Regions from separate parts of the Homo sapiens genome. Here region 2 is linked to region 1. The links are chromatin contacts, found by Hi-C or POLR2A ChIA-PET in ENCODE. All regions are on one chromosome and are shown on one strand. The core of a region is the stretch at or near the end of the contact, and the rest is flanking DNA. Distances in the headings are between cores, read along the strand shown.

Region 1 (5,897 bases), core at 1,426-3,925:
CAGCTCAGGATACCCTCATCCCTCCTCTGGACCATAACCTCCTAGCCACTGAAGCATCTGTCTCAAATGCCAATCTGACCCTGTCAATTCCCTCAGTCCCCATGGGGAACTGTCCATAGGAAGCGTCCACTATTCTGAACATTACAAACAAGGGCCCTGATAATCTGACCCTGTCCACCTCCAGGCTTAGCTCCTGCTGCCCCCATCCTTTTCCTTCTACTCCAGCAACATGGCCCCCTTCTCCTGGCTGCTTCTAGTCACTGCTTAGGAACCCCCTGCCCCAGCCCCGAAAACACACAAATATACTGGTATCTTGTCGCTGTGTTTCTATGGCAACCTGTGCCCTTCTCTCACTGTGTGTCTCTCCCACCAGTCTGTCTCTCCCACCAGTCTGACAGTTCCTTGAAGGCAAGAACCAAGCCTTGTTCATGCCTGTGTCTCAGTGCTTAGCACACAGTAGGAGCACAACATGTGTCAGGCACTGTTTTAAGCACTTTTCACACATCACCTCATGACACTCTATAAGGAAGCTGTTATTACGGTGTCTATTTCACAGTTGAGGATAGTGAGAGATGAAGCGGCTTGCCTGAGATGCAACAGTCAGGAAGCAGCAGAACTCAAGCAATCAGACTCCAAGGATGGTCTTCAACACCATGCTCACCTACCCCTCAATTTACATGTGCTTGTTGAATGAATGAACGATGACACGTTTTCACCTCCCCAGCTAAGTAAATTAAACAGTTCTCTCCCAATAAACATTAGCAATCACTAGTATTGGACACTGCTTCCTTTCCCCACATCTGCCTTCCATCATTCGCTCCTCCAGGGATTTTGGCTTTCACCCCTCTCTTCTCTCCCCTCCTGAAACCCATTCAGCCCCTCATCATGTCTAGGTGTTTAGTCTTGTTTTCCTTTTGAAACATCTGTCAGATTCACTCCTTCTCTGTTCTCAATCGCTGTCATCCTGGTCTGGACCTCATCCCTTCAGGCCACATGACTTTAGCAGCGTCCTTACTGGTTTTCCTGACTTCAGTAACTTAGTCCTTTGGGATCTTGAGGTTTACACACATTTTTATTTAACCATCACAACAACCCATGAACTAGCTATTATTATTTATGTTTTATAGATGAGGAACTGAATGATAGAGCCAAGGTTTAAACGGGGTTTGTGTTGCTCCAAGGACTGTGCCAGCTCCAGACTGGTGACCTTGGGCAAGTCACTTAACCTCCGAGTCTCAGATTTCTCATTTATAAAATGGGCATGATAGCAGTAATTATCACATTGTAAGAGCAACTGAGATAACACTTAACATCCTGCCTGACACACACACACAGTAAGTGCTCAATGATTTTCAGCAATCAAAGTCCACAATCCCCATCCACAAATTTCATAGCATATCTAGCATATGAGTTGGTTAATGGTTCTGGGCAAAATGTTTTCTCGAATAGCTCTTGAACCACAGTGAGAGGAAGTTGTCATACCTGGCCCCTTCTTTATTCCTCGAAGGTGTGCTCTCCTGGGAAGCACCATATGCTGTATGAAAAATTACTTTACATGGTTATTTGCAGAATGTACAGCAACAGAAAGTACACCCCATCTGGTGGAAAGTGCACAGAATCTGCAGTTCTGCCCTGTCCAGGCTGTGTGACTACAGGAAGTCTTCAAGCCTCTCTGAACTTATTTTCTTATCTACAAAATGAGAAAAATGGATGGTGTGGTGGCTCACGCCCATAATCCCACCACTTTGGGAGGCAGAGGCAGGAGGATCATGTGAGCTCAGGTGTTCAAGGCCAGCCTAGGAAATATACTGAGAGCCCCATCTCTATAAAAAATTTAAAAATTAGCCGGGCGTGGTGGCGCTCACCTGTAGTCCCAGCTACTCGGGAGGCTGAGGCCGGAGGATCGCTTGAGCCCAGGAGGTCAAGGGTGCAGTGAGCTGTGATTGTGCCACTACACTCCAGCCAGGGTGACAGAGAGAGACCCTGCCCCCCAAAAAGGGGGAGGGGGGAATAATACTTTCCCCCAAAGGATACTGAGATGATGCATACACAACCTTTAGCACACTGTCCAACACAAAGCAAGACCTACTTAAAGGATCTGTGTAACATTATAATCAGATACTATGCTTCATTTTAAGTCGAGGACCAGATAGATTTATAAATTACATACTGTCAAAATTAAGTATTAAAAGTAGAGGAAAGGTAAGAGGATTTTGCAAATCAGGTACAACTACAGCTTATCCTGAAAAGCCGACTGCCTAGTTCTGAGGGAACAAGCCACTCCTCACCCTCAAGCTTGAGGAGAGGGCTGTAGAAGCCCGCCCACCTCCACCGCCCCGAGGGCTCCGCCTCCAGGGCCGAGGGACGCAGGCGTAAGCCCCGCCCACTGGGGGGGGGGGGAGAGAGAGAGAGAGAGAGAGAGAGAGAGAGAGAGAGAGAGGAGAGAGAGGAGAGAGAGGAGAGAGAGGAGAGAGAGGAGAGAGAGGAGAGAGAGGAGAGAGAGAGAGAGAGAGAGATATATGCCCTGGTCACGTGAGCGGGGTGCGGAAGTCGTGTTTCAGGCGGCGTTCGTGATTGGCCGCGGCCGAGGGTCCCGGGGGTGGGGTCAGGCCCTCCGACGCTTCGGGAGGAGCCGGGACTGGAGGCTGCCGAGGGGGCCGGCGCCCGAGTCCGGGATTCGGCCAGTGGTGCTGAGCGAGTGCTGGACCAGCGGCCGTCCTGTGCACCTGGCCTGTGCGCGTGCCCGCTGCTCGGCTTCACCCAGACTAAGGCGCGGGCAGCTGCGGGAACAGGCGGGGTGGGCGGAGGGAGACCGGGAGGCACGGGCGCCCTGTGCGCGGAGGAGGTGAAGGCGGCCGGGGCCGGGACGCCATGTCCATGGAGGACCCCTTCTTTGTGGTGAAAGGGTGAGTGTCGGCCGAGCGCTCCACCGGAGGAAGAGGTGGCGGTGCTGCCTGCCCGCACCTCCTAGGTCTTCTCGCAGTGGGGGGAGGGGAGGCAAGTTGGAGCTGGGGAGGGGGAACAGTGGAGACGGCTTAGTCTTGAGGGCCATGACCAAGCGTCAAGAGACGTTCCCTCCATCCCTACCTGGACCGTGAAGCCACTGTCCCCAGCCAAGCCCCTGGTGGTGGGGGGCCCTTTTTGGCCTGTGTGCTGCGGTACAATTTATTTGGGGGCCGAGGGGCTCAGCAGCTCTGCAGGTGGGGAAGGAGACACGCGGGTCCTGGCGCACACTGGCCGTCTAGTCGAGCATGGGATCTTGCTTCGAAGGAGCGAAAACAGCATCTGGGCAGGAAAAGGGAAATGGCCCTCCTGAGCTTTGTAGTTCGCGTTGACGGGGGTGAGCTCCATTGTCCATTGAGTTTGGAGCGCTTGTCCGCAGACTGGCGAGACCACAACAAGCCCAGAGGCGTCTGAGCACGTTTGCTGGGAGGGAGGCGGGGGCGGGGGCCGTTCTGGGAGGCTGGGGAGCAGGGCACCGGAAGACAATTCAATGGGGGAGTTTTTACTGAGTAATGTGAGGAGAGGAAAGCAGTCGTTCATACTCAGTGATGATTTGGAAGGAAAACAAAATGAAACAAGCCAAACCAAACTTTCCTCAGCTTTCTATTAGCAACCGGAATTTTCTCACAGTGCTAAAGGAAATGAGTGTTGCTTGTTAACTCCTTGATTTCATCCAGGTTGTTTGACAGGTTTCTCCTATTTCTTCTGCCTTTCAGAATAGAAAGGACTGCCTTCTGTTCCCTTACAAGCTATCCTAGCTCATCTTTGATTGCTCGATTGTTTCTTTGGAGATAGAGTCTTCAACTGCACTTTGTAATATCCACTTCGTAGCCATTAAACACATGCAAGAAGATCAATTCTGATGTAACTTTTAGTTTCTTATTAGAAACTTGTCAGTTTTCTGTTTTAAATGTCAAACATGAAAAATCTGAAAACTGCAAAGTTCCCAGGTCAGTACTGATCACCACAGAATGTCCCTTGCTTTTTACTAGTTGCTGCTAGCTTCCTATTTCTGTAGTGGTGCAAGCTGGCCGTTGTATAGTCAAGTGTTGTAGAAAATTTAAATGGTATTTTAGGTGAAATACTTTATCGATTATGCAGTAAAATACATTTATACTACTTCTTAATATTTCCCTGGAAAGTTTTTTTTCTTCACCTTACTCTAATTTAGATGGGAAAATGCTGAGTTGTAAATTTACTGGTAATATGTGTATCCCTACCTAGAAAATGTGATATTTATTAGAAGGATTGATTTAGGGGTTAATTTTTAAAATAGATGTTTTTTCCTTGATTGAAAGTTCTTAATGCTTAGGTTGGCAAAGGTTATCTCTGGCGGTAGAGATCAGAGATGATCAGAAATTTTTTGTTTGACTTTTTATGGAATTTGTCAAAAGCCTAAATTCTTCTGTCTTGGCATTTTTTTTTCTTGATGGTATCCTATACAGTCTACTAATGCTTGCTCACTGATTAAATATCACTACTTTATCGGAACATTGGCTTGGAGGGAGTTTTGATTGATTTTTACATCATTTTAGCTCCTATCTTTAAGGTTCTTGAAGGAAAAGAGATTCTCAGTTCCTTCTGCTGTGGAAAGGTAAAGTCACCCATGAAGGTGTATCCAGATTTTTGGGGAGTCATGTACCTGTGTTTATTAAAAGTATCAAAAATGCATTACACAGCATGCAAAAATTAAAGGTGCCTAAATTATGGCCCTTAGCCTAGGAGCTTCTGGTCTAATCTGAGAAACAAATTACCCCAAAATTAAATAGAAATGACAGGTGGCAAATGAATGAGTGTTGAAGTGAATGCTACAGATAAGTGCCTCAGGAGTTCAGAGAAAGGTAACTCCTTGGGAATTGTTAGGATTAGGAGAGCTTTTGGAGGCAGTAGTGTATCTTGAATTAGGTTTTGAAGATGGGCAGAATTTAGATAATCAGGCCTGTCTCTCTTACCTGGATGCTTATCAGAGTCTTTTTAATTGTTCTTCCTGCTTCTGGTCTCATTTCCTCTTTCAGCTGTCCTGGGATCTATTGGATCATTGCTGTCCAATAGAAGTATAATGCCAGCCATGTATGTCATTTTACATTTTCTAGTAGCCGCAGTAAAATATAAAGGAACAGGTGAAATTAATTCTAATGTAATCTCTAATACATTCAAAATATTCAACATGTGATTAAAGATTATTGATGAGATATTTTACTTTTGTACTAAGTCTTCTAAATCTGATACATATTTTACACTTACTGCACATTTAAATTTGGACATTAAATTTTCATCAGAAATAATTGATCTGTATTTAAAGTTCATTAAATACATTTTTTTTTTTTGAGACAGAGTCTTGTTCTGTTGCCCAGACTGGAGTGCAGTGGTGCAATCACGGCTCACTGCAACCTCTGCCTCCCAGGTTCAAGCGATTCTTGCACCTCAGCCTCCTGAGTAGCTGGGACTATAGGTGTGTACCACCTCACCTGGCTAATTTTTGTATTTTTAGGACTATGGGCAGGGCACCCGCCACCACGCCCGGCTAATTTTTTGTATTTTTTAGTAGAGACGGGGTTTCACCATGTTAGCCAGGATGGTCTCGATCTCCTGACCTTGTGATCCACCTGTCTCGGCCTCCCAAAGTGCTGTGATTACAGGCGTGAGCCACCGCGCCCGGCCTACATACTCTTTAATTGTTCCAAACATACATAAAAGGTTTTTGATAACTGAATTGCTATCAGTTACCAAGTTTACATTAATTAAAATTTAATTTCTGTCACACTAGCCACATTTCCAGTCAGTAGTTGTATGTGGCTTCCGTGTTGGACAGCACAGTGTAAGCTTTTCTAGAGTCCTAGACAGGTGTACCCTACTTAATATTATTCAGTGGCTGCTGCTGGCCTGCAGAATAA
Region 2 (5,897 bases), core at 2,509-5,008, 2.0 Mb before region 1:
TGTGTATGGTGCTTAAGAGAGCGCTGTTTTCAGAATCAACACTGATTTTCCTGGCTTTTGTACAGCAAGTGATGATACAGGCACAATAATCAGATTTGTATTTGCCATCTGTTAAAATACGCCTCAGCCTCCCAAAAAGTATCAGTTAAAATGATCCTATAATTTTATATACACATGTGTATGCATGAAAAATTTCTAGAGGGTCATATTAATGTAAGAAATTGTGAAGGGTGGTCTCTAGGGCATGGAGCTTAGCAGCTAGTGATAAAGAAACTCACTTGTCATTACACTTACTGTTTGAATTTACAATGTCATGTTTCATTTTCATAATTTAAAAAAGTCAGTGCCAAAACACTTACATAACTACTTACATTTCTTATGTATGATTTGACTGCTTATTTTAAAGTTTACTGTATTTAAAGTTCAACATCAAAAGAAAGGCTAGAAAAGTGGTGGCTAGACCTAGTTCTTTCACACTACTCATTTCTAGCTTCACATGCTCTGTAATAGCAAAGCACAATATGCATCACTTGTTTAAGGGTATGTGAAATTTGAACTGGGAGGGAGATTTAATAGATGCACAAAACAGTCACGGTACTTTAATTCATGGGAAATAATTAGTTAGCTACAGCCCATGGAGTAACTGGAGTTGGGGAGTGAATATGCTAAACATCAAAACACACAGTGACACATGACACCTTGCCTACTTGTCATAAATTGTTGATCGAAACATACATGTATACATATAACCTTGTCATTAAAGGGGGGGGGAGGACAGAAAGAGAAACCTCAACCTCACTACACACAAACCTTTCCCCCTTCCCACCTCCTCCACTATGCATGATTTCTTCCAGGATGTCATTTCTGATCCAAGAACAAGTCAAGTATCCTAGTCAAGTTAGTTTAAACTAGAAGTTTAAAGTACATATTTTTACAGTTAATCACAATGCTTGTAAGAAAATACTTTAACTTTTAACTTACAAGTTTTAAACTCATAGTTTTATGAATTTCATTTAGCAAGAATATTACCAAAAGTTGAGGAAAATTTCAGCAAAACCAAGTCCAAGCATAAAACATTTCATAGTAAAAAGTGATGTTAGAGGTAAACTCTAAGATCTCTTTTGACCTTTTAATCAACCATGACCCAAAGTTAACATATCTGCCTCCCAGTGGGAGCAATCTAACGTAACTGATACTGGGTTACTCTACCGCATTATCTTTGCAACAGGGTAGTAATCACTGAGTAATCTATCTACCTCTGAAATCACCTTAAATAACCTTTAGCTACACAGTGCCTACAAGAGAAAATTCTGAGAGCCAAGATTGACAACCCCACCTTTATGTAAATAAGAGACTGTTGTTCAGTAATTGTCAATTGAATTTCAGGCATCTGAGATTTCAGACATCAGGCAACGCCTTTTCTTTGAAAATTTTAAAATCTGAAAATGAAAAAAATAAGACTTCAAGAGTATTCAAACTTGAACACAGAAACTTTAACAAGTCAAAAGTTAAACAGAAATACTTAGATACACATTTCAAAAATAATTTTGGCCAACTTAAAAAATATAACAGGAGAAAATAAAGAGCAATCTCACAGATCTTAGGAAATCCTCGGTCACTAGCTATGTCTTCAGAAAGGCACCTTTAAAAAACTGAACTCAGTGCACTTTACTTCTTCAATCCCTGAAAAACAGATACCTCATAGTATCATTTTATGAAATTATTTTCAAAATGTTTCATTTGTTTAATGACTCAACTGCAAATAAGATGTTAAATAATTCTGCTTTTCTAACACTTATTCCACACACAATAATTTAATCCCACTTTTCAAAGTACTTTTTGTTAAGTCCAATTCTTTCTCTGGAATCCTGATACTTACATAAAGTTTAGTGTACCGGAGAGCAGCAAAATCATGATCAAAAGAACCATTTGCCTACAACATGTTCCTTTCCAACACCCCTAAGTGATATTAGCCTTACAAAATTACCCTCCCTTGACAGAAGAATGGCTTGAGGCAGTCTGTTCTCTCTGGAAGTTCATTAGTACCAGCTACTGGTAATAATCAAGCCTTCCAAGGCAATGGGGAGTGAAGTGTTAAGTCAAACGTGTTTCTCACACATAGATTCCTCTGTTAAACACAATAATGAAACTTTCTGCCTATTTACGTATCTCAATGATGAAGAAAACCTTAGCTAGACCGAACATTATTTTTGGTGCTTCCAGATACATATGTCCATCCTCAATCCACTGCCCTGCCATGAAGTTTTCTACACATCCCTTTCCTGATTTCTGAAACATCACTTACACGTGTTTCTACAGTTGCTTTGAATGAAAGCAAAAGGGAAGACAGTAAAGGAGAGCCTTTTTACCCAGGGACAAGGCTATGCCCAGCAATTACAGTGAGTGCACTTCCTTTTGTTCATTCTGCACCAGGATTAGCAGTCAAATCGCTTTGTGGTTCTTAATTAAGGCTGAGCAGCTATAAAGAACAATAACTTCAAAAGTGAATTTATGTTTTAATTACACATAGGCAATATAGGCAGCGAAGGCATTTGCTCCCCTCAAATTCCCCCTTAACTCAACAGAGCAATCACCCTCAGCCCTGGAAGGACATCTAAACATTTTAAAGGCGAAAGTGTTTAAGGCGGACCTTCTTGTTTCCGATCCAAGAATGCGCTGTGATGACCTTGCTAGCAAAGAGAAAAGTGGGGATGGGAGTTTCTGATTAACGCTTCAGAAAAAAAAGGGGGAAATCACAATCCTAACAGCCGAAATGCAGAATAATCAGAGAGCCAGAATCCCGTTAAGTCAGAAAGAACAGGAAAGCAGAGAGACTCGTGCGGAACATCCTGGCCCTCACGGGATGTTAAAAGCAGTATCTATTTAAGAAGTTGGAGAAAGGAGTTTCTGTGTGGCCCATGCCGGGGAACAGAGAGCAAACACGCGGCCGTCTGCGCCCGTGAGGCCGGCCACTGGGACGGAGCCGGTCCGGGAGCTGGGCTGCTGGCGAGCAGTAGCAGGGGACGGGGCTGTCACCGCTTACCCAGGTGCAGCGTGAGGTTGATGGAGCTGGGGTACTGCACCCCGGCCAGCATGGTCTGGCTTTGCCACCAGGTGGTGTCGGCCTGGTTGTTGTAGTCGGTCAGGAAGGCTGCCCCGTGCTGCAGGTGGGGCTGCCCGGCGTCGCACAGGTGACAGGACTTGGTGACCCCGGTCACCCCGGTCTGCACACAGTATTCCTCGGGCGGAGTCCCACACGTGTTGGTGGCCACCACAGTCACGTTGAAGGCGGCGTTGACGAACTCGGGCATGCAGCGCTGCGGCCGCCCGCCCTCGTCCGTGCACTCGTCCATGGCTGCCTGGGCACAGCCCGCCGCGGCGGCCGCCGCCAGCACGGCCAGCACGGGCCAGAGCCGCCCCCGGGGCCGCAGGGCCGGCGCGGCCCGATGGCTCCCTCTCATCCCGCCGCCCGCACGCTGGGTCACGGCGAAGGCAAGGGCACCGGCGCGTTCCTCTCGCCTAGCGGCGTCCCCCGGAGGCCGCTTCGCTGCTTGAGCCTGGGGGCCCAGGGGCCTGACTCCGGCGCGGGCGGTGGCGGCGGCTCGCGCCGGAGAGACTGACGGGTGGGCGCCCCTAGCGAGGACCGCGCTGCTCGCCGACCACTGCCCCCGCGCGCCGCCTCCGCGCTTCCCTCACCTACCCCGGGAGCAGCCTGCACTCCGCGCCGACCCCCGACTTCCGAGCGCGTGCCCGAGTGCGCGCCCCCGGGGAGGAAGGAGCAGGGGGTGGGGTCGGCAGGGTGGGGTGGGGTCTGGGCGAGGAGAAAGCCCAACCCTGTCTCCTCTCAGCAACTCCCGCGGCCCCTGGGGCAACTCCCCGGCCCACCGCGCCCCATGGACTGCGCGTCCGCCCCGGCGACTCCAGGAGGCGGCGGGGGCGGGAGCAGCGGCGTCTCGCGCTCGGGCCCGCGGCGCGCGACCCGGGGGGAGGGGCGCGCGAGGTGGGCGGGGAGCCGGGGGAGGGGGTTGGGGGAGGGGAGGGGAGAGGAGGGGAGAGGAGGGGAGGGGAGAGGAGAGGAGGGGAGGGGAGGGCGGCTGGGTGGTGCATGCCGGGAGGGAAGGGCGGCCTCGCAGACCCGCTCCCCGCGCGGGAGTCGCTGGGGTCCTTGGGCTCCGCGGCCTGGGAGACTCCGGATTGCGGGAGGAGTCGGGGGAGGGCGCCTTAGAGGGGCGATGCCGGGTCAGGAGGTCGCTCGGGGTCGTCCCTGGGGCCTCGCGCCAATTTGGGCTGCGGCAAGAGGGTCCCCGCCCGGCCAGGTGTGGGTCCGAACCGGGAGCGCCCGCTGCTGCCCGGGGCCCCGCTCCAGCCCCTCCCGAACAGAGGTCCCGGGGCGTTCATGGGGCCGACACGGTCCCTGGAGAATCAGAAGGGCCTGGTCGCAGCAGCCAGATGAGTTTCGTGAAGCGATTTCCTGCCGCTGATTTAAAGTGTAACCAGTCGTTTTACCGGGGCAAGGAAGGAAGTGAAAAGGCTGGGAATGGAATGAATTTTTCCCTTGGGTACGCACGACCCACTGCGAAATTCTTCCACTGTGTTGTTTGTGTTCCTCGGCTTGCCTTTAAAAGACTCGAAATTATGTGGATTCTGACATCCTCCTTTTCGGGCCTGCTGAGTCACGGAATATTCTCAGTGCCAGAATGACTCAGTTCACAGAACCTGAGCCAGAAGATCATGAGTTTTAGTCCCGGAGCAGAACCTGGGCGCTTACCCAGTGCTGGATACGGCAAGCAGAGACCAGGGCAGGGAGGCAGCAGCTTGAAACCCTTGGCGTCCCCAAGCAGAGAGGATGCACATAGTGAATGACACGGATTTGTTTTGTTCTAGCTTTTCAGGAATTTAATGATAAAGTGCGGATAATAAGTACACCGCAAAAACAAAACAAAAAAACACATGCATAATTTCGGACCCAGTTGTCCCATTAAGATAGGCGTAATGGGAATCTGAAACAAGGAAATAAGTATATGTTAGGTGACTCTGGATAGTTAGGGTTAGTTAGACGCAGACTGCTGATTAGGAAAACCTTAAGGATAATGTTCTGGTAGGATGAAGAAGGGAGGGGAATCTAGGGTCTTGTTACACGGCTGAGCTTACTTAGCAAGTTATGTTCATCACTGTTCCGTTTATTTGATGAGATGGGTGGAGATTATGCATGGCTAAAGGTGCCTCATTCTTGGCACCTTCTCTTTGGGAGAATTAAGTTGTGGGGACTAATAATTTTTTAATCCTTTCATACATGAGTTGAAGCGAAATAAATACGTTCATTTACACCTAGAGGGGATTATATGCTCTCTCAGTCCTTCGTTGTACTTGAGGACAAACGTGGGCATATAGGACAAAAATAAGGATGTTAGTTGTGAATAAAGCTACAGATTTGTAATAAACTTGTTTATATTTTAATAAACATATTAGTGAATTTGCATTATTATACATTTTTAGTACTTTGTTATATAGTGGCCAAAGCGTGGGTCTCTATTTCCAACAATCAAAATAAAGACAAGGAGACCCCCAAAGGCTGTGAAATCAACATAAATGGGTTTGTCATTGCTGCCTTTTGAGTCCTAATGTCCAAGACTAACATCAAGATATTACTTATGCGAATTTTCCGTAACTTAATTACCAGAGCTTATCTGATATTTGTAAAGCACATAAAGAGACCTTGAATTAATCTCTCAATTCTCTTGCTTATGGAAATGTGTCACAGTGACAAACATCTATTTTGAAAAGAGGTAAAGTGTAACCAGCCAGTGGGCTTGATGATAAAAATTTTGCTCCGTTATTTGGATCTTGATTCAAACAAATCAACGGTTAAAACAAAATTTTTAAGACAATTTGAGAAA

Evidence for each region. Hi-C counts contacts between places; a loop is a spot of excess contacts on that map. ChIA-PET counts read pairs that join two places held with the same protein, here RNA polymerase II (POLR2A). Pooled maps may share reads with other maps.
Region 2: a pooled map shows a loop between it and region 1 (4-fold over the local background). The contact joins the promoter of LAMC1 here to the promoter of STX6 in region 1. A Hi-C loop is called at or near these places in 2 of 50 pooled maps. POLR2A ChIA-PET finds 5 or more read pairs at or near these places in 2 of 52 experiments (GM12878 and endothelial cell of umbilical vein).

Annotation. Positions count from the first base shown.
Region 1 is chr1:181,019,648-181,025,544 of GRCh38, reverse strand. It overlaps STX6 (syntaxin 6), which reads left to right and starts at 2,675. Exons shown (of 8, transcript NM_005819.6): 1 at 2,675-2,906. The coding sequence starts at 2,872. RefSeq lists silencers at 2,394-2,493, 2,614-2,743 and an enhancer at 2,152-2,935.
Region 2 is chr1:183,021,281-183,027,177 of GRCh38, reverse strand. It overlaps LAMC1 (laminin subunit gamma 1), which reads right to left and starts at 3,758. Exons shown (of 28, transcript NM_002293.4): 1 at 3,044-3,758. The coding sequence starts at 3,461. RefSeq lists enhancers at 2,842-3,395, 3,951-4,505, 4,506-5,061, 5,799-5,897 and silencers at 3,350-3,489, 3,510-3,579, 3,630-4,019, 4,050-4,439.